Regions from separate parts of the Mus musculus genome. Here region 1 is linked to region 2. Evidence: chromatin loops called from intact Hi-C (ENCODE). Cell type or tissue: left cerebral cortex. All regions are shown on one strand. Links, peaks and the distances in the headings refer to the core of each region. The heading gives the core; the rest is flanking DNA.

What was found. Hi-C counts contacts between places; a loop is a spot of excess contacts. Peaks named below come from ENCODE experiments on the same cell type or tissue, not always from the same donor. Only the 100,000 strongest peaks of a DNase experiment are listed, where the experiment ranks them.
Region 1: it touches region 2 in a loop (2.6-fold over the local background); 3 of 42 quality-filtered maps call a loop at or near these places.

What each region holds. Positions count from the first base shown.
Region 1 is chr16:76,948,053-76,953,442 of GRCm38, reverse strand. No RefSeq gene overlaps it. Among named protein-coding and RNA genes, the nearest start is that of 1700041M19Rik, 60 kb to the left of the region's middle. In left cerebral cortex, for the core only: no CTCF peak of the experiment used is centred there; a DNase peak (open chromatin) is centred at 2,417.
Region 2 is chr16:77,073,062-77,078,451 of GRCm38, reverse strand. Usp25 (ubiquitin specific peptidase 25) reads right to left here. Exons shown (of 24, transcript NM_013918.2): 11 at 3,466-3,593; 12 at 3,086-3,181; 13 at 1,931-2,092; 14 at 1,219-1,448. Among named protein-coding and RNA genes, the nearest start is that of Usp25, 62 kb to the right of the region's middle. In left cerebral cortex, for the core only: no CTCF peak of the experiment used is centred there; DNase peaks (open chromatin) are centred at 674, 859, 1,294 and 2,607; H3K4me3 peaks cover 937 bases; H3K27ac peaks cover 2,036 bases.

The sequences.
Region 1 (5,390 bases), core at 94-5,093, 120 kb after region 2:
CCCTGCTGTGACAAAATGCATCAGCTGAGTCATTCATCCACAGCTTGGTGAAGTGCCACTTTGCTTAATGTCTTCCTTGTTTATTACATGACCAAAGTGCCAAACTAGTTTGCTCTACAATCCTGGTCCTCTTTATTAGGAAATTATCTCAGTCATGAAGGCTTTGTCATCACAAGCTAAATAATTCCCAGAGACCCCATTTTCTCATGTTGTCATGTTGGCGATCAATATGACAGTGTGTGAATTTGGAAGAATATAAATAGTTACTCCCTAGCAACAATTGTGTGTGTATCTGTGTCATGTGTGTGTGTGTATTAAACTATTGTGCATCTCTGTGGTATAAATGTTTGATGGCCAAGAAACATATAGCCTTTTGTCATTATCTGTCTCTAGTGGAAGAGGATCCGTTAGTGGAGAGGACAAAGACAGCTTGTACCATTGAATCACCTTTATCTCTTCTTTAGTCTTAGCTGCACTACAACTACAAGTTGAAACTTTCTTCATCTGAAAAATAGGGAGAACTACCTAGCCTACTGGGTTTTATTAGTACACAGTATACTGTGAAGACTGGATGTAAATATATTGTATGTGACTGACTAGTGTTCAGTACTCAGTTGTCCCAGGACCCTTGCTATATTGCTAGGTCTGGAAGCTGAAACCATCATACCCCTTTATTTTAACAATAGTTTCATGATTTAAATAAGCTCTTCCAATGTATGGGTAAGAGTCTAGCATGGAGACTAGCAAGTATCCAGCATGGAGCTAACACAATTTCCTGGTTACTGTGAGATGCTAGCAGGAGTAGTTAAAACAAACAAACAAAAAACAGTTGTTTCTCTCTAGGAGAAATAACTCCTAAGTTTCCTAAGGCTCATTCATTAGGAAACTTTCTTGGAAAAGTTTCTTGATTTTGATTCCTTTTCTTTTTAAGTTACCTAGATGGTAATGTTTTCCCACTCAAATTTTTGTGTGTCGGGGGGCAGGGGGCACAGGTTGATAGCCAGTGTTTTTCTCAATAACTTCACCTTATCTATTAAAAAGATTTATTTATTCTTATTGTATTTGCATGAGTATTTGTTTGCTTGTATTTATATGCCTCTCATGTGTGCTAGGTAGTCCCAGAGGTCAGAGGGCTCTGTTGGATATTCTGAAACTGGAGTTACAGAGGGTTATAATTTTCCATGGGTTTCAAAGATTTGGTGAGTGGTAGGAATGAAACCCAGGTCTCTCAGCTAATGAACGACCTAGCCAGCCTCTGCATTTTATTTTTTGTGATAGAGTCTATAAATGAACATTGACCTCACTGGCTTGCCTAGACTCACTGGTCTGTAATCCCCAGGGATCCTCCTGTCTCTGCCTTAGCGCTCGCTATAGGACTATGGGTGTGTGCCTATGCTTCTGGTTATGTTACTATGGATTCTGAGGATACATATCAGATCCGCATGCTTTCATGGAAAATCCTATGCCCACAGAATTTTCTCTCTAAGCTTAATTCTGTCTTTGTGTGTATGTGTGTGTGGTGGGTGTGTATGTGTGATGTCACCGACAGTAGCAGTATAAACATTATGGAACTGACTATTAATGTAAAACAATACCCACGTGCTGGCTATCCAGCATCTGATCGAATGTTTCAGCCTCTCAGCGAATGCATCCAGAGGCCAATTCGCCAACTGAGATTGTAGTCTTTGACTCATTTATTAATTTTGTTAAAACTTTCCACTTTGTCTTTATTATTTATGGAACAACCTTCTTGTCTTTGCCATAGTTATTGTCGCCCTTGCCCCACATTCATTTCAGCCCATCCAGGAGTAAAGCAGCAGGCTTCATTCCTAAATCATCCATGACATGTAACTAAACTAATGTCTTGTTAACCTGCATATCTTCAACCGAGAAAGAATCCGTAGGGGACACAAGGACTGTGAAGACAGAGGAGACATAACCTTCTGGCTTGTCAGGTGCACTGAAACCCACACCTAGTTGAACAAACAAAAATAGATGACCAAGACCATTAGTCACTTGATAAATATGAAAGACGCATGTGTAATTTAAGCCAGGTGTATTTCAAGGCATCTTGGCATGGATGTGATCATTAGGATATGGTTTGTGGCTGTCAATATGTGTCATTTATTAAAGTAGCATTCATCAGCATTGACACACTGTATGCTCAATAAACCAGCAGATGGTGTGTGACAATTTCTTCAAGGTGACATCAAAAACATTCCATGGAATCCCTTCTTGTTTCTTTCAGCAAGAATATTTCAGAACATATTTTCATTTGCAAAATAAGAAAGATAGCAAAAACATTTGATGGAATTTTGTGTGCTGTGATGTGTGAACGGGAAGGACTGTCTAAATCTGCCGACTTGATCTGTGTGTGAAGTGCGACGGAATTTATAGAACACAGTTCGCCAAAGCAGAGGAAATTATAATGCAGAGGAGAAACGCAGCAGATTATCGTATTGGAACCTGGCACGTTGCCCACCCAAGCAGAAGCTGAATGAGATCAGTGGAATTTGAAGATGAGCTGAAAATGGATTTTAAATATTTTCTTATTTCACAGAGGGAGCCATACACAGAGAAACATACACAGAGAAATTGCAACGTCTGCAGTCTTAACTGGGAGTAAGAACAAGTCAGAGATGTTGACAATCATTAATGTTTGGTTTTTAATTGAGAACCACTAGAGTTCACCAAATAAAGCCCAAATGGTATAAGTGGAATACATCTCCTTCACAAATACATAAAAACAAAACGTTTATAATAGAATTCTAAGGCATAAGTTAAACTCACTAGCAATGGAATCAACACATACAGCTACTTCAATATAAGTGATTAGCAGGTTCAATGAGTAGAAGTACTTTTTTATTAAGAACAAAGTCTAGACTATATAAAATATCAGGGAAATATATTATATAGTAAACATGGAAATATTGCTGTTTTTCCAGTGATATGAATAAATAGTGTCATAATTTAAGTGACACAAAGTAATCTTGCGGGAAATTTGCCACTTCCTAATTAATTTTTCCTGACTTAAAGCTAACTGGAAAAATGATAGAAAGTTCCTGTGCAGCTGATAAAATGTTTTCTGTCACCATCTGCAAACAGGCCAGCGCCTCATTCAGCATATTGGTGAAGGCCTTTGAGGAACCTTTTGCTTTTGCAAAGGCTTCATCCACTTATTGTCAGACAGAGGGCTGTTTCCCATCAAACAGGGCATGTGTTTTCATGATCTCCTGCAAGCTTACTGCCCAGTGATGGGGATGCCTGGGTGCTGCCACGGACAGTCCAGAGTTCTCTCTTCCCAAAGCACTGAGACTCAGAAAAGGTTTTCCATCATACCAGGTCTTTATAACACCAGGATATGCTTGCATGCTGAGAGTTGCTCACATTGAGCGTTGAACGCACAGATGGCCCATGGTTTGCCTTTTTAAAAATTATTGTTATTAAATACATTGTGTCTTTGACTTGAGCCGATTCTCCAACCCTTATGTCAGATTTTTAAATCATTATTTTTAAAATGGTGTTTTATATTCCTAAACTGCACACAAGAATGGCAAGCATAGAGTCTGTGTACCATGCAAACTGGAAATATGCCAGTGAGCATGCTCGCAGCCAACCATTGAAATGATCACAGTGGGGATGGGGGGGGGCAATAGAGGAGTTAGAGAAAGGACTGAAAAAGCTGAAGGGGTTTTCAACCCCATAAGAAGAACAACAATATCAACCAACCAGAGCTCCCACGGCCTAAAAAACCAACCAAGGAGTAACGCATGGAGGGGCACATGGCTCGAGCCATATATGTAGCAGAGGATGGCCTTGTCAGGCATCAATGAGAGAAGAGCCCTTGGTCCTGTGAAGGCTCTATCCTCCAGAGTGTGTAAATGCATGGGTGGGGAAGCTGAAGTGGATGGGTGGGTTGGGGCATACCCTCATAGAGAGAGTAGGGATGGGATAGGGGAGTGGTTCTGAGAGTGAAATCGGGAAGGGGATAACATTTGAAATGTAAATAAAATATCCAATACAAAAAAAAAGATAGCAAAGAATGGAAGGAAACCCAAACTAGTTGGTGGTATTTGTGTAGGCAGAAAACTTCTGAGTGTGGCAGACAGGGATGGGTGTGATTAAATGTGACTTCTGCGAGATTTCTCTAACTATTACCATTTTAATAATGGCACTTGGAAAATTTGAAGCCTTTCTCAGTCTCTCAGAGAAAGGAAGACATCCTCCCAATGTGAATTGTATAATCGTATCCCTTAAACAACCCAACAGGAGAAAATGTTGTTATAGTAACCATGCTACCGAGGCTTAAAGATACCAAAACATCTCTCCAAAATGCAGATACTCACGGCTCAAGGAACTGGTCTGTGCGGCATCATTTTGGTTAAACAGCATAAGAACTGTTGTTTGCTGTGGCAATTCTCTCCTCTGCTTTATGTTGCTGTCATAGCAAATGAAAAGGGGAAGGGATCTTTTATTTTTGTTATTCTGAATATATTTGTATATAAATATCTCATATACAGTTGAGAACCTAAAAACAAAACCAAATTGTCCCTGGTATCAGTGGCAAAACACTATAAATCCATTCATCATTTTAGTGCAAAGAAACCCTCTGAATGTGATGTACTAAGGTAGAATAAAACACAGCTTCTGTGTACTTAGAAAAGGTAAATTCTGCCAGGTATCCACACCAAACAGAACAACTGAGATGTGCTTCCGGGCCACATCGTCTCAGACTGTCAGTCAACATGAGGCTGTGGAAAACAAGGACAAGGTTAGGTTGAAGGCTGAAGGCTGACAGTGCACAGTGCAGTGAGAGTTCAAGAGACAGCAGGAGAACCTAGTGTGAAGACAGTTTGCACTTTCTCTCCCCTACACAACAGCATCGCTAAACAGCATCGAGGTAAACTACTCTGGACAGGAAGTGTTTTATTATCTGGTTTATGTACTCAACAGTTGCTATGGCTAATTAGTAGTTTGTAATAACATGTGTACACGCCTCAGATGGACACACTTTAATTACTGTCTGTTAATGACTGTCGCATACTATAAATATACAGAAGTTACTCTGGAAAGTAACTCGACTGCTACGTGTACACACACACACACACACACACACACACACACACACACACACACACAAAGGAGCATTTCCTCCCTTTTGAGTTTGCTTTAGTGCAGTTCTGTCTTTGATGCTAACACACACATGTCCCTTAGTTACACAGGAGATAAAATACGCATAATGCTTGCACACTAAAAAGATACCGAAGCACTTGCTTTGCCCCAGTTGTAGCACTGTACGTGAATACTGTGTGGCTTGATTAGTGTCTAAAAGTTAATTCAGTGGAGAAGTAGGAACAGCAAATTGAATTATTTGTTATTTTGGTAAGTGC
Region 2 (5,390 bases), core at 202-5,201:
GTGGTCATTAACCTCCATGTGTCTGTTTTCTTTAAATATTATTTCAAACACTTTCATTTGTTTTCTCACTTTGTGCAGTACCTGAATGTCAAAAGTTTATCAGCATCTACTCTTCTGAATTACAAATACAGTCTGTCATGTCCAGAAGGGAATTATTCAATACTCCACACAGCATTCAATAAACTATTATTAGCCATTAAACTATGTTTAATTAATATAAGTAAAGTTATTTAAATATGCACAATAGTAACACAAACTCTCTAGTTACTAAGACTAACAATGCAACTATCTACTCTATTAAACTGGACTTTATTCATACTTATCCATAAAGTGGCAACTTAACTATCTAAAAGAAGACAGCTAGTGCTATTTAATGTAACCTCAACCTTTTAATATAAAATTACAATTTCTATTTTCCTGATAGCTGAAGTTTAGAGTTAGTAACGTATATTTTGACATGTAAAGATAATTATAATATAATCTACTGTGAAGTATCTTTTTAAAATGAAAAAGTTCATTTTAACAGTTAGAAATGAATTCAAAATAAAGTGTCTTTCAAGAAAGAAAGATAGCTCAGCAATGCATGTGTTCATCCACACGCACTCCCACACACCAAATCCTTATGTTGCTGTATACCTCCTGAAAATTTCCTATAGACTGGCACTGGGTCCATGGATCGGATCTGTAAGTCTCTTAGACTAGATTAAACAATGAGGCTGTACATGGGGTTCAGCATCTCTAGCATGATTCAATGTCCAGGTAGAAACAGAAATTAAAACTTCACTTTTTAAATGGTTATACCTAGAGAAAAACAGTTTTCCCCTCTTCATTATGCAAGCATCAGACGGAGTCCAGAACCAGTAAGTACAAATTCTGAGGCTCTATGACATTTCCCCACTGGAGTAGCTGTGAATACCAGTTTGATATAAATTTAGAACACTAAACTGGCAAATCAGACCATCTGTTACATCATTAATCAGCTAAGTAAGCTGGGGAAACCCTTGTGGTCCCTGTGAATCTGACACGAAGGGCAAGAACATAAAAAAATTAAAAAATGGGACAGCCAAAAAACAGTGTCTTCCACAAAATCTTTTCAGAAAAGATTTTTTTTTTCAAGGAAAAACTACACATGTTTAAAAATGAAATCCAAGCCATTTTTCCTTCTCAGAGTACAACATCATCTGAAGCGACAGCAGCCACACTCAGCGAGCTTCTTACCTCGCGTGTCATTTTCTATTTCCGTCCTCCAGCGATGTAAACAGCTCTCCAGCACGCACAGTTCTTCCTCTGTGATGTGCCTTGGTGCCGGATGCATGGGCAAATCTGGAGGTATCCGAGACTGAGTGAAGGGTTTGTGAATCACTGACCTCAAGGGCAGGGCGGCACCTGATGCGGGTGAGGAGGAGCCGGGCAGATCTGAAGCACAGGGTCCCTGCTGTTCTGTTGTGCTGTGGTTTCAAAGCACACATGCGACTGGTTAAACTTCCAAACTGAAGCCAGCTCTATAGATGATAGCATCCAAGCCCCTCACAATCTCAAGAGGAAATGATCTTAAGAAACACACAAACTGATCAAATATCAGACGAGACGTTTAGTACAAGAGGACTAAAATCTTATAAGGACGAAATCGTGGCTTTAAAGTAAGACTGCCTTCTTCTTTGTAATGGAAAATCTAATGCATATTCTAACTAAAGATCTCTCTCTCTCTCTCTCTCTCTCTGTCTCTCTTTCTCTCTCTAATACCAACTTGCATTATCAGAAACAAATTCTACTCTAAAAGCATCATCAACATATTATATGACGTTCAGAAACTACAAACCAAAACATTGAAAAGTATAATTCTGACCAGCGAAAAATATATAAAGATTCCAACAGATAGACAAGACCTCCTGAATTGATGAGGAATAAGGAGCAAGGGTGACTCACTTACCTTGGTAAGGACTGTGATGGTAGGGGGCCACTTGCTGAGGAACTAGCATCGATGTCATCAACGGGGGAAGTGCACACAGGTTTACTGGAGGCAAACTCCAATGCATACTGTAGAACATCTACCAATGGGAATCTTTTGGGACCGGAACCATAGCTTAAATATCTATTAATAAAATATACACGTTTTACCTATATTGTCAAAATAATTTGTGGCTTGAAGCCTTATAAAATAAGACTTTGCTTTTCTAATAAAGAAGGTGAAACTGAATATACACTTGAGAAATGGAAGGACGGCAAAGCTGATGAAAATTGCAAGTCCTATGTATGGCCGCACCTAAGACGGTGTTCTAAACTGCCCCCGTGGGAAAACAAACCCAGGACCATGTGCAAACATTCTCATCTCTGAATCCTGCACTAGCCTCATGGTTAAGGTCCTCACTTTTATCATCTTTTACCCCGTGAACACTTTCCATACATGTACTGGAACTTATTAAGATGTAAGCTCCCTGGAAGTACATGTTCACACTCAACATTGTATGTTATTAATGAGCAAATTAAACGTAACTCAGAAAGTTGTAGGTCGACAACTGGGGTTAGTCAAACTGCATTGCAGCCTGTAGGCTTATCCGGCCTGCATGGCATCACATTCCACATCTGATGGAGCTGTGACTTGTGAGAGCATAGGCACACTCAGCCCCTCCCTTCTGGTATGTGATAGCACCCACTCACGCCATGCACACTTCTATGAGCTGCGCAACCTCCCTTTGCTGCCCGGCTTCTTCCTGAAGGATTCACTGTGTGAAGCTTGGGAGGCTTGGGCGGGAAGAGTTCGAATCCTCTCGGTCCAGTTCACCCCGTGCTCTGCGCTAGCCTCCTGACTTCCACTTACCGCACCAGGAAAACAAGCTGGTGATAATCACGTCTTTCATTTCAATTTCTAAGATAATCATCTACAGCCTAGTAGGGATGCAATCTAGAGTCTAATGTAATTAATCAAAATTCAATCCGGAATGAATTATAAGCTTATAATATTATAATATAGTATATGCTTATAATAGGTTACATTATAAGTTACCCAAAGCATGTTGAAAATTAATAATCGAGTTAGCCACCAGGCACATGCCTTCCTGTCTTAAGCCCATGAAGGCTGAATTACCTCTCTAATCTTTGTTGTAATACTGTGAGGTAATCTTTAAGTCTCTTGATCTCTTCACGTTTAATTCTTGTTATTTCTCTATTTCTGTGCATATACCTATTAAGGAAAAAAAAAAGGCCATCATTAGTGTTACCAAATATCTTGGAAACTAGTATGATAATAAATCTAACTATTACTACAAAAGGTCAACTGAAGTTTTTTAAGATATCAGGTATAAAACACAAAAATATTTTAATACTTAATATTTATTACTATATATTTATAAGATAAAATGAATATACTCCCTTAACAGATAATAAGATGGAAATATCAAGCATCAATAAACCTTAGCTTCAAGGAAATAACAATTTTCACAAACCTACTACTTGTACAAACCGTACCTGTCCAGATATAAAACTTGGGGAAATTCTAGTTTATTGTGAATTTTTTCTGGTCTTCCCAATGCCTGGTTAAATTCAAATCTTGACAGTTCAAATGTTAATACCGGCGGCAATTCAGTGAACCAATGCTGAAAGAAACAATAACAGACACTTGGTCAGCCTGTTAGATTTCACCATCACAATTTTAAGGTCGGTAAATGATCCTGGTGCTGACGTTACTGTACTACAGCAAGCAGAGGGACTATGATGGTTTCCTTACAGCTGAACTTCAGCCTGACGTCCCCATAGCCTTTGTCCACATCAGAGGACAGAGGGAAACCTTATCTACACACTGCTAATCGTCCACAGTTGTAACATTCCAAATTCTCCCTAGGAGGGAAGGACTTCAGAGCTCCTTCACCTTCTGTCGCAGGCTGAGTGACACTTACTGAAACCAAACAGATTGTCAAACCGAAGACTTGACTCAAAGGGAAACAAATCTTTGTCTGGAACAAATGCGCACTGTTCTCATCCTAAAATTGGAAAATGTTATCTTCCCTTTCTCTCTCTTTTTTCTTCCTACTTTTACCTTGAATCTTACAACTATATATTATATTAATGTATGATAAAGATTTCTCAGCAACAAAGTTTATACTTGTAAAAGCTTTCAAATATAAACTAGCAATCAATGAGTTAAATTTCTTATTGCTCTGAGTGTGTCCTACCCACTCACGCCACACACACAGTTGTTTAGTGAACCACGAAATTTAACATTTTCAAAAAGCTTGTTTTTATGTAACAAGTTCAAGTTTTACAAAAGGATGCTATTTGTTTTAAAGGTTGAATATATACATTCAAAAGCCAACAAGTTCAGAGGTGTAAAATCATAAATATTTTTAAGTATTTATAAGTCCTGCAACAAGATACTATTAATCCCATGTTACAGGTATCATAGCTTTCAGTGCCAAAAACTGGTACCACACATCCCTCAGTGACTGCGCACAAACGTAACCTGAACCAAAACCAGGAATAAACATTGCAGGCTGAGGAAAATGGGATGGGCTGGAATCTTGACGATGGCACCTGTCTTCCAGTGAAGCTGCTAAAGCTAAGTGCTGAGGTGTGGCTCTTTATTCCTCCCCAAACACTAAGGATTACTGGCTAAGCAGGGGTTAAATTGAACATGAGTAAGATTGTCCCAGTTAAACTATAAGAAACATGATTTATAAGAGTCAACAAAACCTAATATAATAAGCATCTAAAGATGCAAACGAGAAAAGTCACATGATAGCATGTGGCATAGTTCTTTTTCAAGACTTATTTTCATTTTTAATTATGTGCGTGTGTCTGTGTCTTTGACCCTGTTCATGTCTTTGTCCATGTCTGTGTCTGACATGGGGCCTATGGTCCATCAGAAAATCCTGGATTGAGTCCCTGGAGATGGAGTCTCCTGACGTGGGAGCCTGGCACTGAACTCACAACTGGAAGAGGGGCGCATGCTCCTTTCTTTTCAGACATCTCTCCCGCCCCTACCCTATACTTCTTTACCATATCTAAAGTTAGATAAAAATTAAAACATTGTCTCTGATATCTCATAAACAAACCTCTGATTGATTCCTTAGGATAATAGTCCCTGCACCATTTTGTGATAATCAAACAGGCAAAAAGAGTTTTAGAAGAGTTACTTCCTTATTTTACCTCAATACGTTAAATATCATCTTTACAACTAATGTGAGACACATTTTAATTGATGAGAACCTACAGTGGCTGAGAAAAGTGAGGTGACCCGAACTATGATAAGGAGTCTTCCGCACAGTTTCTGTAACTCACGAAAGGATGCTCACAGAACATTAGGTAGCAGGCCTGCATTGGGAATGCATTTTCTCTATCAGCAACAGCCACTTCTGTTCTACTATTAGGTGAAAAGATTTCATTATCTCTGTCTA